Regions from separate parts of the Mus musculus genome. Here region 2 is linked to region 1. The links are chromatin loops, found by intact Hi-C in ENCODE. Cell type or tissue: left cerebral cortex. All regions are shown on one strand. Each heading gives the region's core, and the rest is flanking DNA. Links, peaks and the distances in the headings are about the cores only. Region 1 holds the start of Raly (hnRNP-associated with lethal yellow). Region 2 overlaps Raly (hnRNP-associated with lethal yellow).

The links. Peaks named below come from ENCODE experiments on the same cell type or tissue, not always from the same donor. Only the 100,000 strongest peaks of a DNase experiment are listed, where the experiment ranks them.
Region 2: a loop joins it to region 1, with 2.3 times the contacts of the local background. A loop is called at or near these places in 13 of 42 quality-filtered maps.

Annotation. Positions count from the first base shown.
Region 1 is chr2:154,782,461-154,797,677 of GRCm38, reverse strand. Raly (hnRNP-associated with lethal yellow) reads right to left here and starts at 6,568. Exons shown (of 8, transcript NM_001139511.1): 1 at 6,130-6,568. In left cerebral cortex, for the core only: CTCF peaks have their summits at 6,995 (motif pointing right) and 10,197 (motif pointing left); DNase peaks (open chromatin) are centred at 5,764, 6,379, 6,831 and 7,568; H3K4me3 peaks cover 2,722 bases; H3K27ac peaks cover 2,122 bases.
Region 2 is chr2:154,848,183-154,863,399 of GRCm38, reverse strand. Raly (hnRNP-associated with lethal yellow) reads right to left here. Exons shown (of 8, transcript NM_001139511.1): 2 at 5,867-6,131; 3 at 3,650-3,722; 4 at 1,394-1,560. The coding sequence starts at 6,122. Among named protein-coding and RNA genes, the nearest start is that of Eif2s2, 37 kb to the left of the region's middle. In left cerebral cortex, for the core only: CTCF peaks have their summits at 7,788 (motif pointing right) and 11,329; a DNase peak (open chromatin) is centred at 7,795.

The sequences.
Region 1 (15,217 bases), core at 3,084-11,083:
AAGTCAGAGTGGTTGCAATGAAGAGTCTGATGGCGTGATCAGAACCCAGGATGAAAGGAGAGAAGTGACTTCCAAAAGACCTCCACACTTGAGAGGCAGCCCACACATTCCCATTAACACAAATGCATCATGCGTACAATAATGAGTAATAAAATTAAGAGATTATCTAGTCCTATCACTTGTTTCACAGTCTTAGGTGACTGTGACTTAGATGAGTCCAGCAGCATCAAAGCCACCAAGTGTTATTTTAACCCTAATGCTTGCTCTCTCACTACACAGGGTAAGAGGACTGTGAGATTTGCACTTTCATCAACTCTCAGCATTCCCAGTACATATGCCCTCTAGGAAACCCATGTATTCAGTCACAACCCCGATCCCTTACCCCATCCAGAGCAGGACACAGCAGACAGCTCAAAGCGCTCTCCTAGAGACTAGAGAACTAGAAAAAGGGACCACAACTCACTTTCCTCTTTTTCCTCCCAAGAGGTATAGCACATGTATTACTATAAAAGCAATTATGAAATGACAGTTAACATGGGAAAAAAGGTGCCATGGAAACAATGAGAAAGATACCTCTGATCTTGTTCTGTCACCACTTCCTATCTCTAATCTTTAGGCCTTTATAGAATTTCAGAAACCTCCTAGATTACTTTATGAGGAAAACAGATCAGTGAATGAAAGACCTCCACATTCAAGGCAACACACTTAGAAGCAACAGATAATCCAGCTAACTTCCAATTTAGGACTCCCTGTAGAGAGAGTCCTTCCAACTTAGGAGTCCCTGGTCCTAGTCATCTGTGTGCTGCACCCTGAATACAGATCTCAAATTTTCCTTTTCTACCTAAGAAAAGCAAATTGGCATTACTGCTATTGTTTTCTCCCCCTAACATAATGCTAAAAATTGAGCACCTGTTTTTACAGGCACATGAAAGCCCTCCTTATCTCCTCCCTATCCAACCCCCTAATACGTCACAAGCTGTCTAGAAGACATCTTAGGAGACAGAGTGTCCAGGCAGTGGTGGCGCATGCCTTTAATCCCAGCACTTGAGAGGCAGAGGCAGGAGAATTTCGAGTCAAGGCCAACCTGGTCTACAGAGTGAGTTCCAGGACTGCCAGGCCTATACAGAGAAACCCTGTCTCGTAAAACAAAAACAAAAACAAAACAAAAAAAGGGAGATAGAGTGTCTAAATTATCTAGTCACAAAATATGACTGCTAGAAGAGAACTTAGTTATCCAGATGAACAAACCTAAACATTTGCAACCTGATAAAAAGTCTGGAAAACCGGTCTCCAGACCCTATCCATAATTTTAGAAGTCCTTGATACAGTCCCATCCCGTCCCATCCTCTCCTGTCCCACGCCACTGCTATGCCAAAGCCACTAAGATCTGGGGCTCTTCTAGAAAGGGAGTTCCTTGTGCTCTTTCACTTGCTTTGCTTTTCTGTTGCCTAGCTTAGATGACACTACTTACAGAGCAGCACAGAGTGTTACAAGATGCTGCCTAGAGAAAATATAAGATTATCCTAGCTTAACAAAAGCAGTCTTTGCAGCTGTACAGGATCTAGATGCCTAGGAACTAGTATTTCCCTTTTCTAAAACTAGTGTTTGCATCACTCACTTCAGCCCAGGGGTTCCCAACCTTCCTAACACTGGGACCCTTTATCACAGTTCTTCATGTTGTGGTGACCTCCCCCACCACACACACACACCATAAAATTATTTTTGTTGCTACCTCATAACTGTATTTTGCTACTAAGCACTATATCAGTCTCTAAGACTGTCAGAAATGTTTTCTGATGGTCACTATCTACAGGTTGAAAACCATTGGTTTAGCCAAAATATTAGCTTCTGAAATCACTAACCCCCCACCTCCCTTCACCACCGGCCCCAGCTCTGATTGAAAACTCTTATCTATAAGAGATTAGTAATAATTTTACTTTCCTCTCAGGGAAGAGGTTAACAAATGTTAACTGCCTACAATCATACTTGATACAGTAAATAAGCAGAAGTCTCACCTAACATCATGACCATATCTAGAATTACAGTTCTTCCCACCTCTCCCCTGGCTCCTCCAAATTTCATTTCCCAGGCTTTATGTTTAAGCAAAGCCAGATTCTCCAAGAATGCCCTCCTGACCCACCAATGCTGGGTTAAATGCCATCCTTCTAGTGTTCAGGGTCCTGTCCTTGTCACAACACTTCTCATGTGCTTACTATTTCTTTTGCCTGACTATGTGTGCCCAAATCCTCGAGCTTCGTACCATGCTTAGTAAATGCCTCAAAACTGGGCTATGAAAGCAGGCATCAACTGTGAAAACTCTTTTAACTCCACATTGAGGCAGATACATCCCAAGTTCCAAGCTAGTCTTAGCTACATAGTAAATTCCTGTCTCAAAAAAAATTTTAATTCAGTAAATGAAAAAAACTTTCCAATAATAATGTGCCCATTGACAGAAGTAGTCATCTGGAATGTTAGAAGTCTGGTCTAAATAGCCATCCAGCCCTATCAACTATAAACCTCTATCCAAGGGCTGGAGATTACTCAATGGTTAAGAGCACTGGCTGTTCTTCAGAATATCTGGGTTCAATTCCCACCACCCATTGGCAGCTCATAACTACCTGCAACTCCAGTTCTAAAAAATATGACATCATCTTTTGGCCTTCTTGGGCACTGCACACACAGTGCACAGACATATATGCTGATAAAACACCGATACACATAAAATAGAATAAAAACGTAAGCTTCTATTCTAAGCTGGAGACCTAGCTCAGTGCTTGACATCTCCTACGTATGAACTCCAGGTTCATTCTCAAGCACCACAAAAGAAAGAGAAAAAAATGGCACTTTATCAAACCTACTAGTCAATGAACTCTGACCTTAGAATACAGGCCAAGTCAGCTATCAGACTTTTATGTTTGTTTTCTTGTCCTACTCCTCACTTCTGGAATACTACCTACTCCAAAGCCACATTACCATCAGAACAAAATTCCAGCTACTTTTGTAAATATAAAAAATCTCACAAAACACAGAAACAGATGAACCAAAGTGAATTTTGAAAGACTAAATGTGACACCTAACCCCACCCTAACCACAGCAGTGAGGATCCATAAGAATTTCTAAGACTCCAGACTCCAAACAGTCCCTTTTGTGTGCCTTTATGGAGAGAGAAGAACACAAGGGGGGTGCTTGTCACTGAGATAATCCACTTACTCAGCTGACAAGTTTTGATCCTAGCTGCTGTCACAGCTCCTGATCACGACAGCTCCGGATGCCCAAACCCTAATGGCAAATAAACATGGACAAACAATCAAAGAATATGTCTGGGTTCAAGTTCAAGAATAGAAGATCTCATCTGAAAATACAGGGGCTGATATAATCCATAACTCGCTTCAGCAATAAAGCTTGAACTACAGAGGGGAAAAGGGGGTTTTGCCAGAGGCACACCAGGCCTGCATTCCTGCTCTGGGGATGTCACTCTACTGCAGATGGGAACTAGTAAATCATCCTGCATTTACCGAACACTGTGAAATGAAGGAAATGCTAGCTGTGGCAATCACAAAAGGACAAAGATTGAATTATTTCACTTCACTGTGAAAGTCCTAGGGTAATCAAATTTACACCAGAACACAAAATGGTGTTTGCCAGAAGTCTTCAACAAGTAGTGTATGACCAGGAGAATTTCAGTTGGGAAAAGGTATGATAATTTGGCAATGTCAGCTGTAGAACAATTTGACTATACTTAATCCCACATAATTGCACACTGTAAAACTATTACAATGCCAACTGTTTAAAATTTGACATATATATCTGATACCACAATTTTTTAAAGCATCTGACTTTCAATGTTACTGTCTGCAGAGTGAATCCAGCTTGGCTCTGAACAAGTCAACGGAACCTTTCTCTAAGCCTGTTTCATCTGTAAAGTAGGGACAATAAATATCTAGTTCATAGACTGCTCCAAGGATTAAATGACACGTTCCACTAAAACTCTTCAGACCTATAACTAATAAAGGTTAGCTACTATTAGTGATAACAAGCATTCTCACAATTATTTCCTTGTAGTCTCCATAGTACCTGTACCTTGAGACTTTACACATAAGGAAACAGACTCAAAGGACCCCAAGAAGTGGCTCAGCTCTTTGAACAACACCAGCTAAATCCTGTGATCCTAAAGGCAAATGTTCCAATCTTGTCTCCACTGCCTGACACTACAAAGGCATAAATAAAGCCCTGCAAACGACTTCACACTAGATTAGAAATCAGATAATGGTTACAGCAGAGTACCTAAACCATTCGGAAACTAAAACAAAATTGGTAACAAGAAAATACAGACACTGCCTTTTAAACATTGAGGCAGAAACAGCAGCTGAATTTACACAGGATCTTCTGAGATGTCCAATTACCTGAGACTCATGATCTTAAGGCCTGAAAAGGTAGCTCATACTCAGGAAATGGCAATGTACAGGAGGTGTAACAACAAAACAGACTCAAAGAAAGGCTACTAGGAATCTAGTAATCACCAAGGTAGTCCATTCAGATGACATCCCCCTTTCCAAGGGTCAGAAAAAACGGAAAGAAGGGGTGGTTTATCGAGCCATCAACCTCCTATGTTCCACCATTACTGTATCCTAGACTCTGAAGGGATGGAGGAAACACAGTAGACCTACAGGTCCAAGGAACTAATGCAAACCTGTGAACCTTCTCAAGAACCAGATCCCAGCAGCCAGTATCAAACTCACTGCAAACACACTGCAAAAGGAAAACAGGTGCCAAAGTTAAGTTTAGCTCTCTTTAATCCCTCTAGGCCATGTTGGAAGACAAAAGAAAAATAACACTATCTGAAGGCAGGGAGTTAAAGATGACTGGAGCTGCCTACATTTCTGACTGACTGATCGCTAGGACTGAGGTGGGGGGATGATGGAGACATGCAATAAACAAAGTAAAGGGTGGACTTCCGTGAGGTCCTGAAGCTAAACACCTCAGAACTATGTTTGAGACTTAAGATCTCTGGACCAGTCTAAGCACAACACCAGCAAAAACATTTCCTCCTAACCACTTTCCCTCAGAGTTCTGATAGCAACAAAAGGAGATTTTATCTATGGCAGATCAGTCCCTGTCTCTCAGTCAATGTCTCAGAGAGGAGCCTACCTTTCTTACCTATACGGTGTTAAGACTAACGGTAAATCAAAATGCCCTCTGCACAAAGAGATTTCCTATCAGGAAATAAGTAACGGTTACTAACAGCTTTGTACTTCTACGGCGGTTTCATGTCTCTGAACCTTGATTTCTGCTCCTGTGAGCAGGGACAGCTCTGGAAGACCGGTGTGGACATGAGGCGATACATTCACGAAGTTCCTGGGTCAGTCTCGTTAAACGTTACCTGTTGGCATTTAACGCTTCTGCCCTGTACTAACTCCCTCCCTGAATTCACTAACACCCGGAGAGGCTGCGTTCCTCCTTGACCCCATTTCACCCAGGTGAAAACTGAGGCTCGGGCTGGAGCAAAGTGGGGGACGCGGCCCCCCAGTTCGAGGGCTGGCCGTTCCCTTCCGCGCTCCACAAGACACCGAGCAAAGGCTAGGCAAGGGTAGCGAGAAAGGCGCTCAGACAGACCCGTGAGGGAAAAGAAAGGACCAGTTTTGCGCGCCTAAGGGAACCTCAAAGAGCTGGACCGACTGGAAAGCCGGAAGAAACCCGGGGCCCCAATCCAGGCCAGAGCCAGGCCCCAGCCCGCCCGAGGCCTCCCCGGCGCAACCTCCGCTCCCTCCCCTCCTCCCCTCGCCGGTCGGGGCGGGGCGCAGCACAAAAGACTCCAACTTCCGAGCGGGCACCGGCCCACCCCCAACTCCCGGCCCGCGCCCGGCCGACCGACCGGAGGCGAGCTGCGAATACCAGGCGTCCAGGGGCGGGCGCGCGTGGCCCCGGGGCAGGCGACCCGGGGCGGCGGGCCCGGGAGGGAGCACAGAGGGAGGGGGCCGAGAGTTACTCCGGCTCCCAGGACTCCCGGGACCGCGGAGAGAAAGAGTTTCTAAAAATAGGCACCGGCCCGCCCGAGGAGGTGAGGAACGAAAAAGGCACACGGAACAGCCCGCCCGCACTCCTCAGGAGCGGCCCGCGGCCCCCACTCACCCGCGCCGAGGTCTGGAGGAAGCCGCGCGGCACCGAAGGGCGACGGCGCGTCTGCTCTCGGAGGGCGGGAGGGAAGAGGCGGCCCTGGCCGCCGCGTGAGGAGCCCGAGCACACGCGCGAGAGTCGCGACCGCTTCCGCCCCCTCGGCTTCCCTCGGCTCCGCACCCCGCGCCGCTCGCGCGCCCCGCCGCACTGACAGAGGCGCGAGCCCCGCAGCCGCGAGTCCTTCGCTCGGCCGCCACCAATGGGGCGAGCGCGGGGAGGGGGAGTGCTGGACAGGCGTCTGCACTCGGCCTGCCCGCCGCCCCGGCTCCTACCCGGTTCTCCTCTCGGTCCTCCGAATAGGATCCTGCCACCCGAGCACTCAGTCCCCAGCGCCGCCCTGCACGGGCCGGGCTCTCCAAACGCGTGGGCTCCCTGCACACCCCTCGCGCCGGGCTTTGGAAAGGTCCAGAGCTTCGGCGCGCAGAGGAGGAGGGCGGGGCCGGGGCGGGGTCTAGCGTGGGGTGGGGGGACGGAGGAGGCAGGCGGGGCTGAGGGAAAGGAGTTTGTGGCTTCCACCAGCCGGGTGCTGAAGGCGGGGCGGAGGGGGTCCCGAGGGCTGACGGGCGGGAGGACACGAGGGAGGAGCAGCAGGCTGAGGGCGGAGCCGGGGTGGGGGGGAAGAGCGTGCCCAGGGGAGGAGTCTGAGGGGCGGAGCTTGGGCCTACGGAAGCGGAGGCGGTGCTAAGAGGTTGCCGCCGGTCTGCAGGAGGTGGGCCTTGGTAACACCGCGGGCAGGACAGTCGGAGGTAGACCCTGGGCGGGAGCCGGAAGGAGGAAGATCCTAAGGGAGGAGCGCGGCGCGGGGGTGGCGCTTGATTGGGCGAGGCCTGGAGATGGAGCCCTCTCTGTTAGCTGGAGGCGGTGCGGCAGGGGCCAGAAGCAATTGGAGCGGTTATTTCACTTTCTAGGAATTAGAATGCTACCATTCGCTGGGAAGGCTTGGGGTTGGGCGGAGACGCTTCGATGTCTGGGGTCTCTCGTCAAAGGTGGAAAAAAAAAAAGCCTGATTAAGTAGTTTTGCCCTTATGGGATGAAATGTTTTCTTACTTAATCTGGGTGTTGGTTCTTCCTCCTAAATATTTATCATGTCAGGATCTCCCATTTGAATCAGTTTTTCAGTCTCCTGTCTCTCCCACTTACATCCCCAATTTGCCTCTCCAGACCATCAGGGGGTCTTCTGAGAGCAAAGAGGACCATTGTCAGCTATAGTCACAAATCTCCCAGAAAGCTGGAGACGTACTTATTTGTATTCCCCATTCCCTTCAGACCTGTGATTTCATTACCTGTTGGGAATTAGGACAGAGTTTGAGGCAGGGTCTCTGTAGCCCGGGCCAGCTTTGTACTTGCTCTGTAGCCGAGAATAATCTTGAACTCCTAATCCTCCCTGCTTCTGCCTTCCAACTGCTGGCATCACAGCGAGGCCAGGCCTCTTGAGTTCGGGAATGGGTGATTCAAACAGGTTCTCAGCCTTGAAGAGCAATCAGTCTTACTCACTAAACCATCTCCCCAGCGCCAAGACCAGGAATTCTTTACTGGTTTTTGTACATTACTGTGTTTCCAGACCTACTATGGTGATCAATAAACACTTCCATCAATCAGTCCAGCCCCTACCAACCTCCTCTGCTTTTTCTGGTTTTATCCAGCTCCTCACTTCCCTCTCTGTGTAACAGTCTTCCTATATTTGCTCAAATATACCATCTATTCTTTGTTGGGTTTCCTTGTCCGTTTGTTTTTTCAAGACAGGGTTTCTCGGGGTAGCCTTGGCTTTCCTGGAATTCACTCTGTAAACCAGGCTGGCCTCCACCTCATGTGCCACCACCGCTAGACTTTGGATATAGCAATCTATTAACTAACACCTCAGGCAGCCTTTTCACTCATCCCATATTCAGGAGGAGCCTCCTCCTCTGAGAAGCATTCTCTGAACTTGCAGCCCCACTGTCAGGCAAGCTGCCACTGGTGCCCTGCTCCGGTCGTGGCTTCCATTAGAAAAGATTGCAGATGATAGTCTGCTGCCACTGGGAATTCTGTGCACATTCTACAAGGTCCTGAATACCTTATCACCCGCTGCCACCCTCCTGACACTGTAAGCTTTAGTCTGCTATTTTGCTCCAGTTACTTCTTGGCTTTTTTCCTGGTCTTCTAAAATGCCAGGTATACTGCTTCTTGTGGGCCTTTGCTTTTGCCCTCATGTTATTCTCCTAGATATTGCTATGGCTTGCTCCTTGCCATTTAAACAGTTTCTTTTGTGCTTTTTTTCTTTAGCTTTTTTTTTTCTTTTAAGTTTTAGGTTTTGGGTTTGTTGGTTTGTTTAATGTTTTTGTTTGTTTGAGACAGAGTCTCACTCTAGCTATCCTAGAACTCACTATGTAGACCAGGCTGTCCTCAAACAACCATAGATTTGCCTGCATCAGTCTCCTAAATGTTGGGATTAAAGGTGTATACCAGGGGCTGGAGAGATGGCTCAGCGGTTAAAATCACCGATTGCCCTTCAGGAGCTCCTGAGTTCAAATCCCAGCAACCACATGGTAGCTTACAACCATCTGTATTGAAATCTGATGCCCTATTCTGGAGTGTCTGAAGACAGCTACAGTGTACTTACATATAATAAACAAATAAATCTATGAGGAAAAAAATAAAGGTGTGTACCACTATGACCAGCCATCTTCAGGCTTTCTAAAAAGAACTCTTACATGGTCAGGAGTAATAGTCCAGCACATGGGAAGCAGAGACAGGGAGATCTTTGGGAGTTTGAGGCTACTAGTCTACATACCAACTTTCAGGCCAGCCAAGATTATACAGTGAAACCCCGTCTTAATTAATTAATCAATTAATTGTCTTACCTGTCCACATTTTAGATAGCCACCTTTCACTACTGTATTCTTTCTTGTTAGATTCTTCTCCAGAACAATGTCCCATCTGAAATGTGTATATTAGCTGATTGTCTCTCTGCCAAACACACTTCCACTACAGTGTGATGAGTGCAAGGACAGGCTATTGTCTGTCTTGTTCAGTCTTCAATGCATAAAAATAGTAGATCCCTCATTTAATGTCTGTTTTATGGTTGACCATAACAAATCCAACAAAGAAATGTCAAGAAGACTCTCAGTATCACCTCAGAAGAGTCTCACAAGATGAGAATTTGAAGGGCGATGTTTCTAAGAAAATATGCTGGCAACACTAGCTAACAGTTATGCAGCACTAACTAGTTAGTTACCAGGCAGTGCACTGACTGCTCTTCAAGCTTAACCCCTGTAACAGTCTTATGAAATAAGTACTATTAAAATCCCCATAAGTGAGGAGACAGTCACAAAAGAGGTTAAATTCCCCAAAACCACACAGCTAGAAAAATGATGAAGTCCAATTTTAGAGTCTACATGCTAAATGATTGTGCTACGTTTTCTCTAATTTTTTTTTTTTTAAAGACAGGGTTTCTCTGTGTAGCCCTGGCTGTCCTGGAACTCACTCTGTAGACCAAGCTGGCCTCGAACTCAGAAATCTGCCTGCCTCTGCCTCCCGAGTGCTGGGATTAAAGGCGTACTCCACTACGCCCGGCCCCTAATTATTTTTTAAGACTTATGTGTATGGGTGTTTTGCAATCCTGGTGCCTGATTGCCTGATGGGGTCAGAAGAGGGCGTCAGATCACCTAGAACTGGAGTTACAGGTGGTTGTGAGCCACCTTGTCGGGTACTGGAAAACCAACTCAGGTCCTCTGCAAGAGCAACAAGTGCTTAACTACTGAGCCAGCTCTCCAGTCTTCCTAATTATTAAAATCCCAGGGTAAGCCAGGCATCGTCTTTGTTTTTGTTTGTTTGTTTGTTTGTTTTTTCCTTAGTTACCATTAGGGACAACAGCAAAAGACAAGATGTTGTAGAAGTTTTGGAGGAAAATGAAACTTAGAAAATATTTCTTGGAGCTGGAGAGATGGCTCAGTGGTTAAGAGCACTGACTGCTCTTCTAGAGTTCCTGAGTTCAATTTCCAGCAACCACATGGTGGCTCACAACCACCTGTAATGGAATCTGATGCCCTCTTCTGGTGTGTCTGAAAACAGCTACAGTGTACTCATATACATAAAATAAATAAATCTTTTTAAAAAAAATTTAAATCTGAAAAACTGTGTCTGAAACCTGATGAAACTGTTCAGAAAATTCACTCACTTCTGGATTTTTTTTACTTAGGGTTAGTGATATTGGGGCAAAGGGGGGTGTACAGAAGTTTACATGAGTATCTTCCACGATCTTTCCCCACCTTTAAAAAAAAAAAACAACACTTTTATCTCTGTTTATTTTATTCCCATACTGTAAGGTTTTTGTTTCATCTAGAATATCTTTTTCTTCTGTGCTTAGGAACACTTTGTGCCAATGTGGGCTAATCTGACCCTGAGCTCTGTAAATTCAGTGCTGTGTCATCGGGGCTTTGTTCACCAGGACATGCTCAAAGACCAAAGATTCTACATCCAAATGCTCGCGTTCAGCATCACTCCGAATCATTAAGCTTGTGTGTCAAGAACGCAGCCCCTTTTCAGGCCGCCCCGTCCTGGTAAGCCAGGCGTCTTGGTACGAGCCAAAGTGTCTGGCCCTGGCACTCCTCCCAGTATCCCCGTTACACCCACAGAACGGCACACTTTGCTACTTTGACACCTTTCACACTTGATGGCTTTTCAAATGTGCACACCCTTGATGACCTGCTTGGACAGTTTTATGGGTGTTCTTATCATATGCATGATGGCTTGAACTGCTCAATATGTGGGATTTGGTAGTGTTTTCTTGGTTAAGACAGTATGGGGACCATTTCACAGGTCACCTTGGACCACTTACACTGTAAATCTTCCAGGACTAGCCTTCTTTTAAAGACTTACCTTTCTATTTTATTTTTACTTTACATGTGTGAGTATTTTGCCTGCTTGTATGTCTGTGCGCTACATGCATGCAGTGCCCTCAGAGGCTAGAAGAGGGCATCAAATCCCCTTAGAAGTAGTGGTTATTAGCCACCTTAAGGGTACTGGAAAGCAAATGAGGATTTTCTGGAAGAGTAGCCAGTGCTCTTAACTGCTAAGTCATCTCTTCAGCGCCCACCCCTCCCCCACCTTATCTCTTCAAATGCAGCTTCTCAACCTGGAGCTCACAGTTTGCCCAGACAGACTCCGCCTCCCAACACTGGGATTACAGATGCATGCTGCTGTGCCCATCTTCCTATGTGGTGTGGGAGAGCCAAACCCAGGTCCCTGTGCTTGCAGGGCAAGCACACAAATGACTGAGCCACCTCCTCAGCCCACTTCCAACGTAGACATGAACAAAATGAACAAAGAGACATCTTCCCAGTGGGTTTTCTAACTTGACGGTGTAATTTCCTAACTAAAACAGCCGAGTAGAGCCCAACAGAGCCCACAGTTTTTAAAGGGTCTCATTTACAGAAGGCTTCCTTCTCCACACAGGAGGAAAATGCAGTATGGAGGTGGGCATGTAAGAGCTACAGGACTCCAGAGAGTGGCATATGGATTGAGAAAATAAGAATAAAAAGTAGACTATCTCTAGGAACTGGTTTCTACATTCAACTGAATACAGAGAAGGTTTTTAAAGTGTCAAGGTTGGGAAAACATTTAAAATACACCTTATTCAACTGCCTTTTTAAAATCGTATCAACCCTCATAGTTAGTCTCTCCCCCATTCCAAGGATGAGGACATGTGACATGGCCAGGGTCTTAGAGGTGGTGGGAGGGAAGCAGGACTAAACCCGAAGCCATCTGAGCCCTGTGACACACTCTCAGACCCTTCCTCTTCCCATAATCTGCAGACCCTCCATCAGCCCATCCTCCTGTGTGTGAAAGGGGACATCTCGGCGGCTCCATTGGAAGCTTACAGTCAGAGAAAGGGCAGGAGCATTTCCCCTGAGATGAAGTCCACGGCTCTGGACAGACTAAAGACCAGATTTTTACCACATGAGCCCCAGAGTCACCCCACCAGTGCATTACTCACTGCTCAGCTCTCTTCCTTCCTCCTCTCCTCAGAAGCCTCCAGTGTCTTCCCATTGCCATGCCAACAGCATGAATCAAAAATTCAAATGCCTGCAGGGGCCAGAAAGCATGTTAGGAGCAGGATAACAAGGAGAGGAGGGTACTGTAGTACTAGAGAGAGCACACAGAGATAGGTGACAGCTAGGCAGCTGTTACAAGGACAAGATTGTTCAAGAGAACCCCTAAATATGGATTTCTTTTCCCATGAGATCTTCCAGTTTCTAAGTATCAGATCATGTTTTTAAAATAAACCTACGTAAGCCAAACAAGTTATGTCTGCAGATTAATAATTGTAGGTTGTGATCTAAAGACTGACAATCTCTTACTGTTTGGTTAAAGTCTGTAACTAGACACCTTTGAGGTTTGTATTAGTTTTCTATTGCTGCAAAATAAACTACCTCAAAACTTAGTGACTTAAAACAGTGATTTGTTACTGTTTTTACATTTATTTTATGGGTTCATCGGTGTTTGACCTGTTTGTGTGTTCACCACATGCATGCTGTGCCCTGGGAGGGCAAAAAAGAGACTCAGATCTCATTGAGACTGGACTTATAGAAGGTTGTTAGCTGAATGTGGGTGCTAGCCCGATTTGTTGTTTCTTATAAATGTATGGACCAATCATCTTCTACTTCTGTTTCCACCTCACATGCATGCCACTGGCTAAATTGAAATCAGACGCTGCCGGGTCTTGTCATGATTTGAATATCACAGTGGTCATCCAGCACCGAAAGGACTACATAAACATGGGTGGGCATGACGCTGCCGACCCAGGGGTGCTGTAAAGACGATATGCAAATCCTTCACTGAAGGAATGTGTGTGCAGTAAGGGCATGCCCTGGGGAGCTTCCCCAGTTCTTGTGGCCTTTATATGCAACAACTAGAGCATATGTGTCTTGCTTACCCAGGACCAAGGCCTTGTGTCTCTTGGTGTCCTTCAACACAGTCACACAGGATGACCCCAAAAGATGCTGTCAAATTGCATTGACCTGAACTGGAACTCCAAATACCCTAAGAATACTTAGTCTAGCTTTCCCATTGTACAGTGATATGCGGTCCACAGAAAGAGCTCATGCAGACTGAAAGATGCCTGTCAAGAGACTTGCAGAACGGGGCAAAGGTTTCGCACACTGACCCCTAGGACAATGCAGGCTAGTCTGTGTTGAATCCTTGTCACTGGGAATGTCTAAAACTTAAAGACATTTCTCATTTTAGATGCATCCATTAGCAAGCCTTAGTCAGGAACTTGGCCCTCCCTACTGTTCAATAATTGATGACACTGGAGCCAGAAATCGAAATGAGCCTCTTTATACCTCCAATCCGGCCACTTATGGGCCAAGCTCCTGACGTTCTCTGTCCCCGCTAAAGTGGATACATATAACATTTACCTAGAAAGTTATTTTGAAAACTAGAACTAATGTGTTTATTATCCCCTGTCACAAAGAAGGTGCTTTCGGGTGAGGTCTCATGATTGTCATCAGATGAAAGGCAAGAGCAGAGCTCTGACTTACTAAAGGGAAAATCGCTCCTGAAGCTTGACTCTTGGAGAGCATAAATCCATATTCTTTTCCTAAGCAAATCCTCTGTAATGCAGTAAGGAGGGTGGGAGGAGGAGGAGGGAGAAGAGGTGGGAGAGGAGGAGGGAGAGGAGGAAGAAGAGGTGGGAGAGGAGGAGGGGGAGGAGGAGGAGGAAGAAGAGGTGGGAGAGGAGGAGGGGGAGAGGAGGGAGAGGAGGGAGAGGAGGGAGAGGAGGAGGAGGAGGTTGCAACTTTTTTTTTTTCCAAGACAGGGTTTCTCTGTGTAGTCCTGGCTGTCCTGGAACTCACTCTGTAGACCAGGATGGCCTCTGTCTCCCAAGTGCTGGGATTAAAGGGGTACACTACCACTGCCCAGCAGGTTGTAACTATTTTTCTCTAAAACTTGCTTTGCTCTCTCATCCCAACCTACTCACCACCGTACTGACTGTGGGCCACAGGCAGGCATGCTGGTATGAGCCCACTAGCTCTGAGCCATCTTGGCTGAGCGTGAAGAAAGTACACATGGCAGGATCAGGGCACCCAAGGATAACAAACAGGCTTGCAGCACACAGCCTCCACCAATGGGGCTGGATACTGGCATCTCAGGGCTATAGGGAAAGTTCTCCTATGTCAAGCTAGCTGCGTGTCTTTCATTCCCCACTGGCTGGGCTCTCAGAGCCTTCGCTCTCCTCTCTGCCTTGCCAGTAGGCTCGATGTTCATTTCATATCAAACAGAAGACAGGCTGGCATCTTTAAAGTATGGTCTCCATTAAGGAGGCAGTAAATCATTCCACAGCTCCCCTTCTTTGCCAGGGCCTGTAAGACCCCCTAACAGGAGCTGCACCGCCTCCCACACCCGAGTGACCTCCCTCGCCCTGCACTGCATCCAAGAGTGGCAGCACCCCGATCAGAGGCAGCTGCGTTAATTGAAACGGACATTAAGGGCTTGCTTGCTCAAGCAGAAGCACATTAGAAGGAATATAAACAAGGACACGCGGCGTTCTGTGGCATTTGTAGTAACAAGAAAACCCATTTCTGAAGCATCTTATTCAAAAAAGGACTGAGTGTCCAGGAAATCGCAGCTATATAGGTTTCCCATTCGCCCCCACCCGCCCCTACTCACCCGCCCCTACTGCTAGTGTTCAGAGAGGCACATACGCCACCAGCAAACTTTCCAGTCACCTCCGTTTCTGCCCCCACCTTCCAGGTGCTTATCTGCAGGCCTCACTAGTCATATCCCCATCTGCTTCCCCAAACCTGCTTTTCCATAGTATTTTAAGAGCTCATGACTGGATGTTGGTCCCAGATGGTTTTATTTGATGCCCTTCAGCAATTCTTGACCAGGTGGCCTGAAAACGTCTCAGTTTTGAATCCAATCAGGGGACTCATGGTGCCTGGCTCAGGCCTTGCCAATCAGAACATTCTGTCCTCCTGCCCACAGCGAATCCCTTTCCACAGGCACACAGGCATGCCAATCCAAGTGATTAAAAACTAGTTAAAACTTAGTCCGCTGCTCT
Region 2 (15,217 bases), core at 3,595-11,594, 65 kb before region 1:
CAGTGCCAAGCCCATACATATGAACCTGGCCATTTGAGACCTCTCAATCCTATGGGGACTACAGGTGACTAGGAATGTAAGTGGTAGATGTTCCTATAAACACCTACGGAATGGCATGTGTCTTAGCTGTGTTATATAGGGTGGGGTCTGTTTTTAAAGATACAGGGGGTCTTTTGCAATTAGATTTCCTGGGTGCCTTAATGAAGTATACAGAGATCAGAATAAAACTGCCCTTACTTTCTCCTTACTAGAGAAAAAAAAAAAAACATTGCTATTTCTTCAGTGGGTCTCACACCACAGCACTTGACTTTTTCCAAAGGACTCAGTTGTGTAAGAGCAGTAACTTCAACTGTGGATTTGTTCCTTTATTTTATTTTTAGTTTATTTCTGTATTTTTTAAATGTCAGTATGCTCTGTATGTGTACTTGCACTCAAATATAGAGCATCCGATCCCTTTATAGTTGGTCATAATCCATCATGTGGTTGCTGGAAATTGAACTCAGAACCTCTGGAAGAGCAGCCAGTGTTCTTTTCTGCTGAGCCATCTCATCAGCCCTGAGCCTTTATTTTTTCAATGTTAAGAAAGTATGCTTTACTGGGGGCATAGGGGTGGAGGGAATTTGCTGGTCTTTAATCCCAGCAATCAGGAGGCAGAGGCAGGCAGATCTCTGTGAGTTCAAGGCCAGCCTGATCTACAGAGTGAGTTCCAGGATAGCCAGGGATACAGCGAGAAACCATGTTTCAAAAAATAAAACAAATGAACAAATAAAGCAACAACAACAATGAGCATGACTCTAGGGCCTGGAGAGGTGATTCAGTGGCTAAGAGCACTGGCTGCCCTTATAGAGGACCTGAGTTTCCCAAGTTACCCGTAACTTCAGTCAGGGGAGACTTGTCACCTGCTTCTTGCCTCCCAGGCACTGCATATAAATGGTGCAGAGACATATATGCAGGCAAAACACCCATATGCGTAAAATAAAATATTAAAAAAAAATCAATTGTTAAAAATGGAATTCTATCATTTTAGTGGTGGTAAAAACCAAACCGTCTAGCTTAGGGGTTCTCGACTCCTGATGCTGCAAGTGACCCTCAACCATAAAATTACTTTATTGCTACCTTATACCTGTAATTTTGCTACTATTATGAACTGTAATGTAAATATCTGATATGCAGGATATGCAACCCTCAAAGGAGTCAACAATTCACAGGTTGAAAACCACTGATCTAGAAAGATTAAAGTATGTCACCACAATGTAGTTGTGCACATCTTTAATCCCAGAACTCAGGAGACAAAGGCAAAAGAATCTTTCTAAGTTTTAGGTAGTCTGGCTTACATGAGTTCCAGGCCAGCTAGAGATACACAGATAAAAATAAAAAACTAGATGTTACCCACACTTGATTTTGGCTGAGCCAGTAGTGACAGCTGTGGAGCGGGCAAAGAGCTTGACAGGTATCGTAGTTTTGACACGGCGAACCAAAGGGACTGTAACACGGGGTCGCTTCACCGGAACTGCCCTGGGCACAGGCACTGGAGAAAGGCGGCCTCGATAATCAAACAGCCTGTGAAGGTAAATAGACCAGAGGCTGCAGCATGGCCTGTGACTACCAGTAGGCACTACAACACTAGCTTTACCTGTGTAGCCTGTGAGGGCCAGGGAGGAATGGTCTTCCAAGAAGCCCTGGTGTGAAAAGGGCTTTCTGGAGCCTGAAGGCTGATGAAATCCTTACTATTCCCACCTTACTCCCAGGCAGGCCAAGAGAAGCGGTGTAGGAACAAACAGCTCAGTGTCAGAAAGGAGCCTGTCCTGAGGTCACTGAGGCCTGCCCTCTACTCACAACTGCCACCATCAGTTTGTAAATCTCACAACAGCATGAGCTTCCACCCTCTGAACCTTGGTTTTCCCAACTACTTAGTGAGGATGGCTATTCACGGTCTACCTGTGTGTACAGTAAGGGTAGAACATGAGAACCTGGTTAAAAACACCTGAGAAGGTTTAACAAGTGAAATCCAGGACACCAGGGAACTGATTACCCAACAGAGAAGCCCAGGACTCCAGACTCTAAGGCCTTTCTTTCCTGTGGACCACTTCAGCACACTTTTTCTTCAGATACAGGCCAAGAACTTAACAGCATTTCAAGGGTGGGCATATAAATTAGATCCAAAGCTTCCAGATTGTGTGTTCTCACGCTAATATCAAAACCTGGCCCTCTCCAGAAGGGCTACTTTTTCTGAATACAAGACAAAAACTTAGAAGACTAAGTAGGAAGCTCTCCCACCAAGTCTGCTATTACCACGGTTCTGAAGGGAACCACAGCCTTGGTCAGGAACTATTTTCTGAATTAGTCATGGTAGCTGCCATCAGTATGAAACTCAAAAAGTCCAATTTTTTGGTGCTCTTTTCAAAGAGTCCTGCAACTGGTGGCAGATGGTGATCAGTCTCTGGGAATGAATGCAATACCTGATCCTGCATTTGACCTGACCCACGAGAGGAGGTGATGACTCTGGCCTTGGTCAGAAATCACAGAACCATAGAATTCCAGAGATACAGGAATCCTGAGAGGTCACTTGGTGTAAGCCTGTCTTACTGACTAGTAGAATGGGAATTTGCCAAAAGCCAGATAATCCATTCACTGGCAGAGTTTAGATTAGCATACAATCTCCTCCCTTCTGGGCTCTAGCACTTTCCACTGTACCACATTATTTACTGAAAACACTCACAGCAGAGAAAATGGTTCAGAAAAATTCTTTTCCCTAGGCTGTCTGAGGGAGAAAGAAGGAAGAAGAGGTCTGACTCAAACTTTACTACAACTTCTAGTCAAGACCTGGTCAGGAGCTGGTATTGTGATTAGTCTTGTAGTCTCTGCACTCAACAGGCAGATGCAGGAGGATAATGAGTTTGAAAACTGTTCTCAGCAAACAAACGTCTCTGGGGCTACATTAAGCCCATAGCTTCAAGGTAAGACTGGGGCTAGAAGACAGATGACAACCTATCAGGGACTAATTCAGGCCTCCAGTGATGACCTCTCAGTAATAAGTAAGGGTCAGACTGAACTATCTGTAGGCTTTCTTTTTGGCTGGGTGATCACTTACAGAGGCTCAGACTAAATAAAGGGCTCAAGAACTACCTGTGAGGCACTGTGCTAGGTTTTGTATTCCAATTGCCCTGTGTGTTCATCTCTTAGCTATATACTTTCCTACTCTACAAGAACTAGGAGGTGCCAAGGCAGTCAAAGTGTGAGACTTAGGTATGATGTCAGAGCTCTGAATGAGACCCTAGTCCTAGCTCTGTCACTGATCTGTGAAGCAACCTTGAAGCAAAGACCCATTCCTACTTCTATGCTTCAGTTCCCAATTGGAGACTTTGTAAGCTATACCAGCAAACTCTCAAGACCCTTCCAGTTTGGCTGTTTAATACCTGGACATGCCCCTTCCCTGCTCACCTGGCACAGAAGTAGTCTTGGTAGTAATCATAGTCAAAGCTGTAGCCACTGGGAAAACAAAGGGAGATGGCTACTCAGCCTACTTCTCCACAGGTCCTCATCTCCAAAAGTCTTCCTAAATTCTAAGCTCAGCACACTGTCACTATCAGCATTTACTCCCTCTGTGAAGAGGGACCACCCGTGCATGCAAACAGACATAGAGCCCCACCTGTAGATGGCAGTTGCTGCTCTCTTTAGCCCCTTGGGTCTATTAGGCTTGGGCTCTCCAGCCATGTTGATGTCTGTGTGAGGGAAGAAACAGAGTTGGAATGCTGATGTGACAGCGGTATGTCCACACATCATCATCATGCCTCCATGTATTTACACAGTGCACACATGGAACTGAGGTAGCCAAAGATCTTCATACATTTAATATTCAAACATCAGAAGAATACTCGGACATCACATGGATATACCCGGTTGCATATTCATATACATTCTGACACATACGTAAGTCTTCACAAACCATATATGCCATATAAATACAAGTTTTCAATTAGGTTAATATAAATTAGGTATATGTGAACACATACACGCATTCATATATACATATCCAGGTAATAAAGTCATTTACATAGATACATCTATACTCAAATATAGTCAGGCTGCCTACAGACAATGAAGCCAATGAATATTCATGAGCATTACACTGAACATCTCTATACCTAGGATAGTGCTTAGCCTGTAAGATCAAGTAATATTCAGTAAAATACACACACACACACACACACAGAGCACATTTGCTTCCATACTCACAAATGTTCTCACACATTCTAAACTTATATGTGCAAAAGTGTATATGCTCACATATTCTCTATACATTCAATCACTTCACATACATCATGTTCACTAGTACATATAGATATCCCTTCTAAAACACAAAGAAATCTGTGAGCATGTGTGGGCACAGACACAGACGGACACAGACACAGACACACACACACAGACGGACACAGACACACACAGACGGACACAGACACAGACACAGACACAGACACACACACACACACACACACACTGTATGGTAGATACCAACACAGTTATTTCACGGGTATGTGATGAATAATGGCAAGAGCAGGTATCTTCCCTTTAGTCTTTGTATTCATAGCTCCTCATAGCTTTCAGAAAGGGTTCTAACCCACATCTTCTGTAGAATGGGTTAACAAGCCATACTAACTCATTTTGTTCCCTTTCTATGGAGAATCTAGATTTTAACTGGAACGATAGAGCTTGTTATTAAGAGACTACAAGACAAGATCAGTGAGTGCACTGCTCAGCCCACATCTGAGAAGCTGCTTCCTGCAATACCCAGGAATTAACACAGAGACCCACAACTGGACAGTGTGAGACTTTGGAGCACTCAGTTCTAAATGGGATGTCTTCATCAAACCACTCCCCTCAAGGCACAGGGATCTACGCAGAAGAGGTGTAAAAGATTATAAGAGTCAGAGGTGATAGATGACTCCAGACAAACAGGGTCTTCTAGACACAACAGGACTAACTGCACATATAAACCCACAGAGGCTGTGGCAGCACACATGGACCTACATAGGTTCAAGCCAACTGGGCCGTAGCACTAAGGGGTTAAGTGGAAAAGGTTCCTTATCCAACCCAAGAAGCTATGTGTAATTGGTATCTCCTGGCAAAAGGAAACGTCAGTTTCTCCAATGCAGTTGTCAGTGATCTATCAACCATACACCAGGACAGGCCCCATGTCCTGGAGCAACTGGCCAACACAAAAATAAATCAATGTTTGCTTGTTTATTTGTTTGTTTGTGAGGAGGGAACTTTTAATTTTTACTTGGCATTTTTGTCTATCTGATTTTTTTGTTTTTATTCATTTAGGTAGATCTAGGACGAGTTAGGGAAGGGAAAAATACTCAAAAAATATTGTATGAAAAAAATTTTAAAGTTAAAATAAAGAGGGGGGAGGGAGGCTATGGAGGCCAGTGGGAAACGTTATCTGTCTAGTCAGCCTGATCCTTGAATCCACATAAAAGTGGAGAGAACCAACTCCATAAAGTTGTCCTCTGACCTCCATACAGGATCACAGTTCACACACACATACACATATGTGTATGCACACTCACTTGTTGTTTGAGACAGGGTTCCTTGTGTAGCCTTGGCTCACCCCGAACTCAGAGAGATATCCACTTGCCCTCCCAAGTGCTGGGATTAAAGGCGTGTGCTATCATGCCCAGAAACACAACTAAAAAGGGGGCTGGAGGCACTGAGAAAGCAAGGTAGCAGAAAAGGAGCTCCTATAACAATCCCCTATTTAACGCTCATTTAAGAATTACTCAATTTATATTTTAAATATAATTTCTATCTGTTGGAAATTTAAAATCTCGGTAGTAGCTACTCAGAGGAAAGATGTTGAGCTTACCCAGGGTCTGTCCAGCCAGCACCCGCCCATTCTCTCCCAGCACAGCTGCCCGGGCATGGCGCTCATTGGCATACTGGACAAAAGCATAGCCTTTGTGCACAGAGCAACCAGCCACTCGGCCGTACTTGGAAAAGATGGTCTCCACATCTGACTTCTTCACCACAGCTGTGTTTAGATTTCCGATGAAGACCCGAGAGTTGATGGACTTAGGGTCATTCTTGTTGGTTACATTGCTGGTCTGAATCTTCAAGGACATGGTGTTCACCTGAAAAGAGAATGAATGCCAATGTGAAACTGGGTTCCCAGGCTAGGCTCAGTTCCGTTCATGGCCCACATCCTTAATGACCTGGACTGCTCCTTGCCTTGCTACACACTCTCATCCCTATGGCACCCATCCCTCTCTGTTCATACATCTTGTTTTCTTGCTACTTTACCAGGAGTTGACAATGGCTGCTAATCTTATACTAGGTGCTTTATAACATTCCTTCATTTGGTACTCTCATAATACCACGTGGGAAAAACCAACATTGGAAGATTATAAGGCTGAGACTCACCAGTCCACTTAATACCCCACTGTAAAATTAATTTTAATAACTTTCTACAGCTTTTTGTTTTGTTCCATCAATGTAGAACCATAGCAAAGAGGATACATGAAAATTTTAAGAGATGCTTGCTAGGGAACAATCCCCTATTATGAAAATTGCTCAGTCTGATCTAAATGTACCTCATCTTACTAACCTAGCCAGTGAAGTCTTCATTGAGCCAGCCATTCTGCAAAAGGTGTGCTTACAGAGGCCTTACCAAGTACTCACTGCAGGCTAAGGGTAGCATATAATACTGAATAAGCCCAAGAACTCATGGGTAAATATAGTTTACTACAGACTCTAGTTAAAAAAAACAAAAACCAAAACCTGGTAGAATTATTAATTTGCTAATATGAGGTACTTAGACATGTTTAAAACTCACTTCTGTCAACTTCATCACTCTGCTTCCTAGAAGTAAAGCCAATTTAAATACTTAAGATAGCGTGTTTATCTCAGGATGGTCTTTAATAATTTATTGGTTATCCACATTATACTGATTTGAAATCTGTTAGGTTTAGAGACGAGTTAGCAACTTGCTCTTGTGTGGGTATATAGATGTAGGTCATGTAGATCAGCAGACAAACTTTGGTACCACTCCTTTGTCTACCTGTCTATTGTTTTGTCTTGTAGGACTGTTTTTCACTGTTCTAACGTCACTAAATAGGCCAACCTGCCTAGCCAGCAAGCCTAACTTTGCCTCCTCCAGCACTGGAATTACAATGCATATCTTAATACCTGACTTTTTAAAATATATGCCCTTAGCCACAATGAAGCACAATTTTAATCCCAGCACTCAGAAGAGGTAGAGTTCAAGGCCAACCTGGCCCACATGTTGAATATCAGATCAGCCTGGGAAATCCTGTCTTTAAAAAAAAAAAAAAGAAATCTGAGACTCCAGGCCCTTACTGACCCTCCCTACAAGTACTCTTCATTCTCTCCATTCTGACAATCAAGCTAGTTAACTCACAAGGCCCCTCTGCAGTATATTTATACCTTGGCATAGCCCCAGGAGAAAGAGAAGAAGGAGATATTAATTCCAGTAGGATTAGCTTGCAGTTTGGACTTGGCATTTGTACCTACTGGCTGTGTTCTGCCTACTGATGCAGGTTTGTACAATTCCAGTATCATCTAACCAAGCAAAATATATTTAAATAAATAAATAAAACCTTTCATCAGCCTGCCTGTTTATTATACTTAATATATATTAAAATATATATTAAGGGGGTGTCAGAGAATTAGGTAAGAATGCAAGCTGAAGAAAACTGTTATCTTTCTGAATGTCTTCTCTGTATGCTACTTTGTAGACAACCTATCTTCAAGTTGGCTGGTTCTCACCAGCTGGTGGCACTGTTTTCAAATAAATCACAAGCTGAACCATGACATCTGATAAGGAAAAGAAACTGCTCCTAGATCTGAGTTTATGATAAACTTGATGGACTGACAGGAGTCAGATGTGTACTATCAAAGCAAGGGGCTCAGAGCTTATCTTGCTGCTACTAAGGAAGAGCTGGTGTGATCTTTAGAACTTGGAAGAGACCGGCTCTTGTTAATAAGTTTACTTTTATACCACAATCACCACCATTTATAAAGCAGTGAGGGACACAAAGAAGATTCATTTGATTACCATGAGCACACACCACATTCTGCACAAGCAACAGGAAATGCTTAACAATCCCTATTTTTCAGTTACAACAGTCCTATCGGATACTGAGTCATTCAAAGGTTCCTTGTCCATCCACAAATAAAAAGCAACTTTTATAAGGGACCTGTGTGACACTAGAAGACTGATCCTGCTCAAAACTATCAAGTTTTAGCCAGAGAGATGCCACTTTGTTTGGTAGGAGAGAGCCATCCAGGCCCAGGGTATGGACTGAGAAAGGAGAGGGAGAGATGATAGTTTGGATATAATGGCAGTAGCTTCGCAATTTATCTGACAGGGACAGGTTAGTTGCAGATCTCCTCAAACTGTTAGGAACCTCTGACACACTAAGGAAGCATTCACTGGTTTGCTGGAGAACAGTCCTTCAGGGTTGGCTCTGTCAACCATCTCTCCTCATCTGAGTTGGGACAATAAATATAAAAGAACTTTGCAAACTGTGGAGGCTTTTACAAGATCAAATATTAGTATAACTGTATGTTTGTCTATTCTACTAATACCACCACCAATGAGACCATTCTAGAGTTGTGATCAGAATAGAACACATTCTTAGGACACCAAAGAGTCAACCATGTCACCCTGTTCTCATCTCTAGAGATGACACAGGAAGTAGCATGTGACTGCTAAGTAGAACATGCTCTGGTATCCAAACCCCAAACTTCCAGTCTGTATCCTCCCAGTTGATTTTTAAGTCTTGTATAATGCTGTGGCATGCAGGCTGCATGTTATTCTGTAGATTCCCTACACCCAAGAGGTCAAATGTCTAGAGAGTTGAATGGTACTACAGAAGTGTGTGCCATATTACCTAGCTTCCAGGCCTAGTTTTCCAAATGTCCACCTTCACAAACCAACCATCCCCAGCTTAAAAAACACCCCTATTTTATGCTTTCCCCCCCTTTATCTCCTTTCCACTATTTTGGGGGGGAGGGAGAGGGGAGGTGAGAACAGGGTTTCTCTGTACAGCCCTGGCTGTCCTGGCATTCTGTAGACCAGGCTGGCCTTGAACTCAAAAATCCACCTGCCTCTGCCTTCCAAGTGCGAGGATTAAAGGCGTGTGCCACCACTGCCCAGCTCCTTTCCGCTTTTTAAAAAGACAAAATAGCATGCCTTCAACTTGCTATATAGCCCAGAATGACCTCATCACAAGTACTGGACTACCACATCTAGACTCTTTCTGGGAATCCTAAAATATCAATATAGTTTTCAGCAAACAACTACCTAACTTGATAGTCAAGGAGACTTGACATTCTACAATCAAGACTAATCTGCTGTAAACCTGACTCTGGCTTCCAACCCTGCCTCTAGCATTTAAACCTGCCCACGACTGGACCTGTTCCTTGTTCATCTGCAAGGAGGAGTTGCTACTCTTGGTCTTGTTGCACCAATGCTGCTTAGTTTTAGCCAGTCCTGATGGGTTATTTCTGGTTCTGTTCTCCTCCCTTTGCCCTTAGATAGCCCTGGGACAGCAAGCAGTAAGTAGCTGTCAGTGATATGGGACTATCTCTGGTGAAAGCCAAGCAATCAGTCAGATCAGTATCTAAGGACTCCTTAGTTCAGAGATCCTGGTTACCAGGCAGCCATGGATGACAGAACATCTATTAATCTCATTAAACTCATCAGGCCCCCACTCATTAACACTGCTCAAATGATCATTACTGGCCAGACAGGCCTAATTTCCCAAGTAGTACTGACAATCTCCACTCCCAAGAGAAACCCCAGCTCTCAGTTACCCAAACACAGAAGCGCAGGCTGAACTGGCTACAGTACAGAGCCATGAGGCTCTACTTTGGCTTGTCTGTTCATGTGACCCAAACAAATCATGCCATTTCTACAAACAATAACACCCTTATTCTGAAAACAGAAAGCATCTCCCTAATTATCTTTTCAGACCTGCCTTGTCATCAAATAGGCTAATCGATGTGAAAGTGCTCCATTGCATCTGTAACAAACTATTCAAAAGATACAGGATTATACCATTTCTATTACTGCCCAATTTCTATACCTCATATTTAACAACCATTATTGAGTGTTCCCCATGCTGACCTTGCTGAGGAAAAAAAATAGTACTCTGTTTGTCAGGAAGCCCTCTTGCACCAAGTATGGTGGCACATGCCCTTAATCTCAGCAGTAGCTGAGGTCAGAGTAGTTTACACAGTGAGTTCCGGGCCAGCCAGGGCTACATAGTGAGACCCTGTCTCAAAAACTAAAAGTCTTTTTTTCTTGGAACCTAGCTTTTGATTGTTAGTTTTGTTTTTCCTCAAAACAAAGACAAAATAAAATGAAATAGACCAACATAAACTTTTGAGTTAGGTAGAATTGAGTTCCAAAGCTAGTCCTGTCAACTTGTAGGCTTGGCCGTGTCCCTCACACTTATTAGGCTTCAAAATCCTCAATGGTGAAGCTATTCTTCTATGGCCAGAGAGAGTACCCAGGAAGCCAGTGAGATGGCCCAGCTGGTAAAGACACATGCCACCAAGCCTGAAGACCTATGCTTGTTATATCTATAGGACATTTACAAGAGAACCATTTCTGGCCTGCTGTTCTGACATCCACATGTGCACCCACAGACAGACAGACTGACTGACTACATACATACATACATACATACATACATACATACATACATGGAATTTTTAAAGAAATTTAAGTCAGAGGTTGGAAAGATAGCTCAGTAGTTAAGAACACTGGCTGCTCTTCCAGAGGACCAGGATTCACTTCCCAGCATCCACATGGCAACTCACACCTGTCTATAACTAGTTCTAGGGTTTCCAGTACCCTTCCACAGACATACATGCAGGTAAAATCACCAATGAACATAAAATAAAAATTATATATTTTTTAAAAGTTTAAGTATAAAATATTAGGTCAGGCCTGGTGATACACATCTTTAATTTTCAGCACTCTAGAAGCAGAAGCAGGCAGAACTCTGTGAGTTAAAGGTAAGCCCAGTGTGATAGCCATTCCTAGTTGTCAATCTGACTGTATCTAGATAAAGCCCAAGCAGCTGGGCACTGAGGGATTTCTCTTCTGTTTTCGTTCTTTCTTCTTCTCCTCCTCCTTTTTTTTTTTCCTTTTTTTGGGGGATGGGATAATGGTTCAAGACAGGGTATCTTTGTGTAGCCCTGGCTGTCCTGGACTTGTTTTATAGACCAGGCTGGGCTCGAACTCAGAAATCAGTCTGTCTGCCTCTACCTCCCAAGTTTTAAGATTAAAGGCATGCAATACCACACCTGGCCTGGGGATTTTTCTTAATTAAATCATCTTAACTGGGAAGACCCACTTCTAATCTGAATCTCTGAGGTGGAAAAATAGACCTTCAATCCAGATCTTCTGAGATTAGAAGATCCACCTTTAATCTGGGTCACACCTTCTGCTGGCAACCTACATAAAAGACATGAAAGAAAGCTCACTCTCTTTGCCTGCTCTCACTTCTGCTAGCAAGTCCATTCCTTCACTGCATCAGATCCTACCTCTTTGGGATTCCAGTGTATACTGAGGACCAGCTGAGACATCCTGCCTCACAGACTGAACAACTACTAGATTCTTGGGACCTTCTGTTCAAGACAGCCATTGTTGGATTAGCTGGACAACACCCTTTAAGTCATTCTAATAAATACCCTTTCTGTAAAATATAGAGAGATTCATTCTGTAAGTTCTATTCCTCTACAGAACCCAAATATACTTCGTCTATACAGCAAGTTCCAGGACAGTCAGGTCTACGTTAAGAGACCCTGTCTCAAAATACTACCTAAATAAATAATAAAAGAAATTTAAAAAAGGAAATAAAAGTTAAATATTAACCAGTCTAATGTCAAGTGCTGGTAGGTATTAAGAAAAAGAATGTTGCCATGTGGTGGTGATCCATGCCTTTAATCCCAGCACTCCAGAAAGCAGAAGGCAGGCAGATCTCTTGAGTTCCAGTCTACAGATGACGTTCCACAACAGCCAGGTTACACAGAGAAACCCTGTTTCAAGTAATAACAACAACAAAAAGAGAAAAGGAAAAGGAATGAAGGGGGTGGGAGGGATGTTATGGTTTGGATAAATAGTTCCAAAGGTTCATGTGCTGAATGAAGTCTGATTCTCCAAATAGAAGCACTATTTTTAATGACTGGACTGAGGATGCTAACCAGTCTATCAAGACTTAACTCCCATGATGAGCTCATGGCCGTACAAGCTGTGTGTGTGTGTGTGTGTGTGTGTGTGTGTGTGTGTGTGTATGTGTTGGGGTTGCGAGGGGAGGGAGGAGAGAAGGGCAGCACCTAGCTGGAAGACTGAAGTCACTGAAAGCATGTCTTTGAAGCGTGTATCTCTTGTTCTTTTCTGTGTCTCTGCTTCTGGCTACCTTAAGAGGAACAGTTTTGTTTTACCATGCCCTCTCTACCATGGCATTCTGCTTGACCACAGACCCAGAAACAAAGAACTAAACATTGATTGAAACCTCTGAAACTGTGAACCAAACCAAATTCTCACTTCCTTAACTGAACAGAAAGTCTACACTGTTATGCCATCTTAGTATCTACAAACTTCAACAGTGTTTTATCAAACCATCATGGCAAAAGAAGGGATTCCAGGCTTTGCCTTGGCCACCCTCCACTGCCCCAGAAGTAGCCTAAGCAGAGCAGTATGGGTAATCTGAAAAGGGAAGGAACATGGGAGAAAGGATCTACCAAAAGGGAGACTGTCTAAGATGAATTACCACTGGGTGGTAGCAAGAAACTGTAGGAAAAATATACAGAATTGTATCTTTCAAACGTATCCTTTCTCACCTGCTTCTCTTAATCCGCAGACTTAAAGAAGCTTCCCTAGTCAATTCCTGCTAGATGTTTTGAGAACCTGACATGATGTTTTGCCTGGCTATCTATCCTTTATCTTATCTATGTACCTAATATTTGCTATTTACTCTTTTATTTTGGATTGCTATATACTTAGTTCACTTGTTCAAAAACAAAAGTATGACTATCATAAGTCATTCTCTGAGACACATAAAACATTAGATTTTAGACCACAAAGCCTCTCGGTATGATGGTGTCAATGTAACCAGACAAGTTAGTGCTACTCAAGCCAGAGATGGCACAAATACAGGTGAGACCAGAGTCAGTCCTTTCAATCTTGGCCAAAACAGCCCCAATGGTGAGCTGAGCATAGAGTTGGTCAGTTTCTGATCCTTTAGGCAAATTCACTAGCTTCCTTAGAGCAAACTCACAAGCCCAAGAGCCAATCAGCACTTTGCTGTGAAACTGCAATTTAGCCCCCTCCCCCTTTTCATGCCTCCCAAAGCTGGCTCCTCTCACCGTGATAATGTGGCAAGATTAGTCATTGCTTGCTGTTGCTTGATTATAGCTATTCTTTGCTGTAAATGAAGTTTAAAACTCATCAAAGGGTTTGTCAGCTATGACTTACGAGGCTTTCTCCTGCAGAGAAGTCAGGCAATGACAAATGCCCCTCTAGTTCTGTTATCCATTATAAGTTGGAAGGTGCCATGTTCCAATTACTGAAGACCCCACTACAGCTCATGGAAAACCTTCCTCTAGGCTATAGCCATTACTCAGGCCTGGCAGGGCTAGCCTAAATCCAAGCCTCCTTGAGTAAGAGTGGACAAGAGTACTTTTCCTGACTTTTGGGCCAGTCCCTTCCACCCTTACCTTATATTAACCCTCGTGGTTTAGATACATTTCATAGAACTGTGTTTGTTATCTCAAAATAGTCAGGTTAGAGACTGCCTAAGACAAATACACATTGAGGAAATAAGATCATTTATAGACAGGTGAATGATATCAAATGTGATCCTTCAGGGGAAAGCCAGAAGATGGAGTATATGGGATGTTCAGATAAAACAGGCTTAAAAATCCTTTAGAAAGCCTCTATTATAAACAGTGGCCACAGTATTTAACATCCACTATATGTCAACTCTTGTCATGCTAGAAGTTAAAGAATGTAAAATGATAAAATATGGCCCCTTTCTCATGAAAAAGAAATGAGAAAATTAAGATCCTGATAAAGCTACTTGTTTAAGGTCAAAACTAAGTTAGGTCAATAATACAATTAGAACTCTAGCTCTGGTGACACACATAAAAAGTAGAGGGACTAAGAGTTCCTGTGTACATTCTATGCAGAAAACGGCATAGCTCTCTCCAGATTCTTAATCACTGACTGCCCTATAACCTCTCCTACATCTCAGAAAAACGAGGGTGATAGCAGGACTTGCTTCAGAGTGGTGAGGAAGATTAAGTAATGTGCACACAAGGCATTAGTAGGCACATATTTTAAGTAACCTAAATATTTACTACCACATCATCTATAAAGCAACTCTCTGAGATAGGTATTGATAATTTAATAAACATGAGTGAAGAGCTTTTCTACCTTGTCATCAACTAAGTCTGTATTTCTCAAAAGTATTCATGAAGAATGTTTTTTTTTAATTCTAATAAGTACTGATACAAGAAAATGTCAAACAACCAAAGTTTCTAAGTATTTACTATCAATTTTCATACTTAAGAGTGAACTAAGCTGGGCGTGGTGGCGCACACCTTTAATCCCAGCACTTGGGAGGCAGAGGCAGGCGGATTTCTGAGTTCGAGGCCAGCCTGGTCTACAAAGTGAGCTCCAGGACAGCCAGGGCTATAGAGAAACCCTGTCTCGAAAAAAAACCAAGAGTGAACTAGCAATAACAAATGAACTACAATTTAAAGAATGGCTTTAGGCTCTGTCCTATCAAATTCTATGAAAACAAAGTGGGGAAGGGGGGAGAAAAAAATTAATTTCATTTCTTTCAAGTCATTTAGCTTGATTTTTTTTTTTAGACTTTGATGCCAAGAGTACTTTATAAAAACTGCCATTATATTCCTTTTCTATCTAAGAGTGAGGAAAATAGGCAGGCTAAGGATATGTTCTTTTAGAGGTAATATATCTTGGTTATCTACTGTGTAGGCCATGTATAAGGGAAGACAATTTAGGTTTAACAAGGACCAGAATGGTTGCTCTGGTGCCAGAGGCCTGAGGAGAGGACAGATTCCAGAAGAATGATATTTATGGCTTGGCTCTCTGGGCACCAAAAGAATAAGGAAACCAGACAAGATTGAAAGGCCATGTCCTAGCTTTTTAATTGAT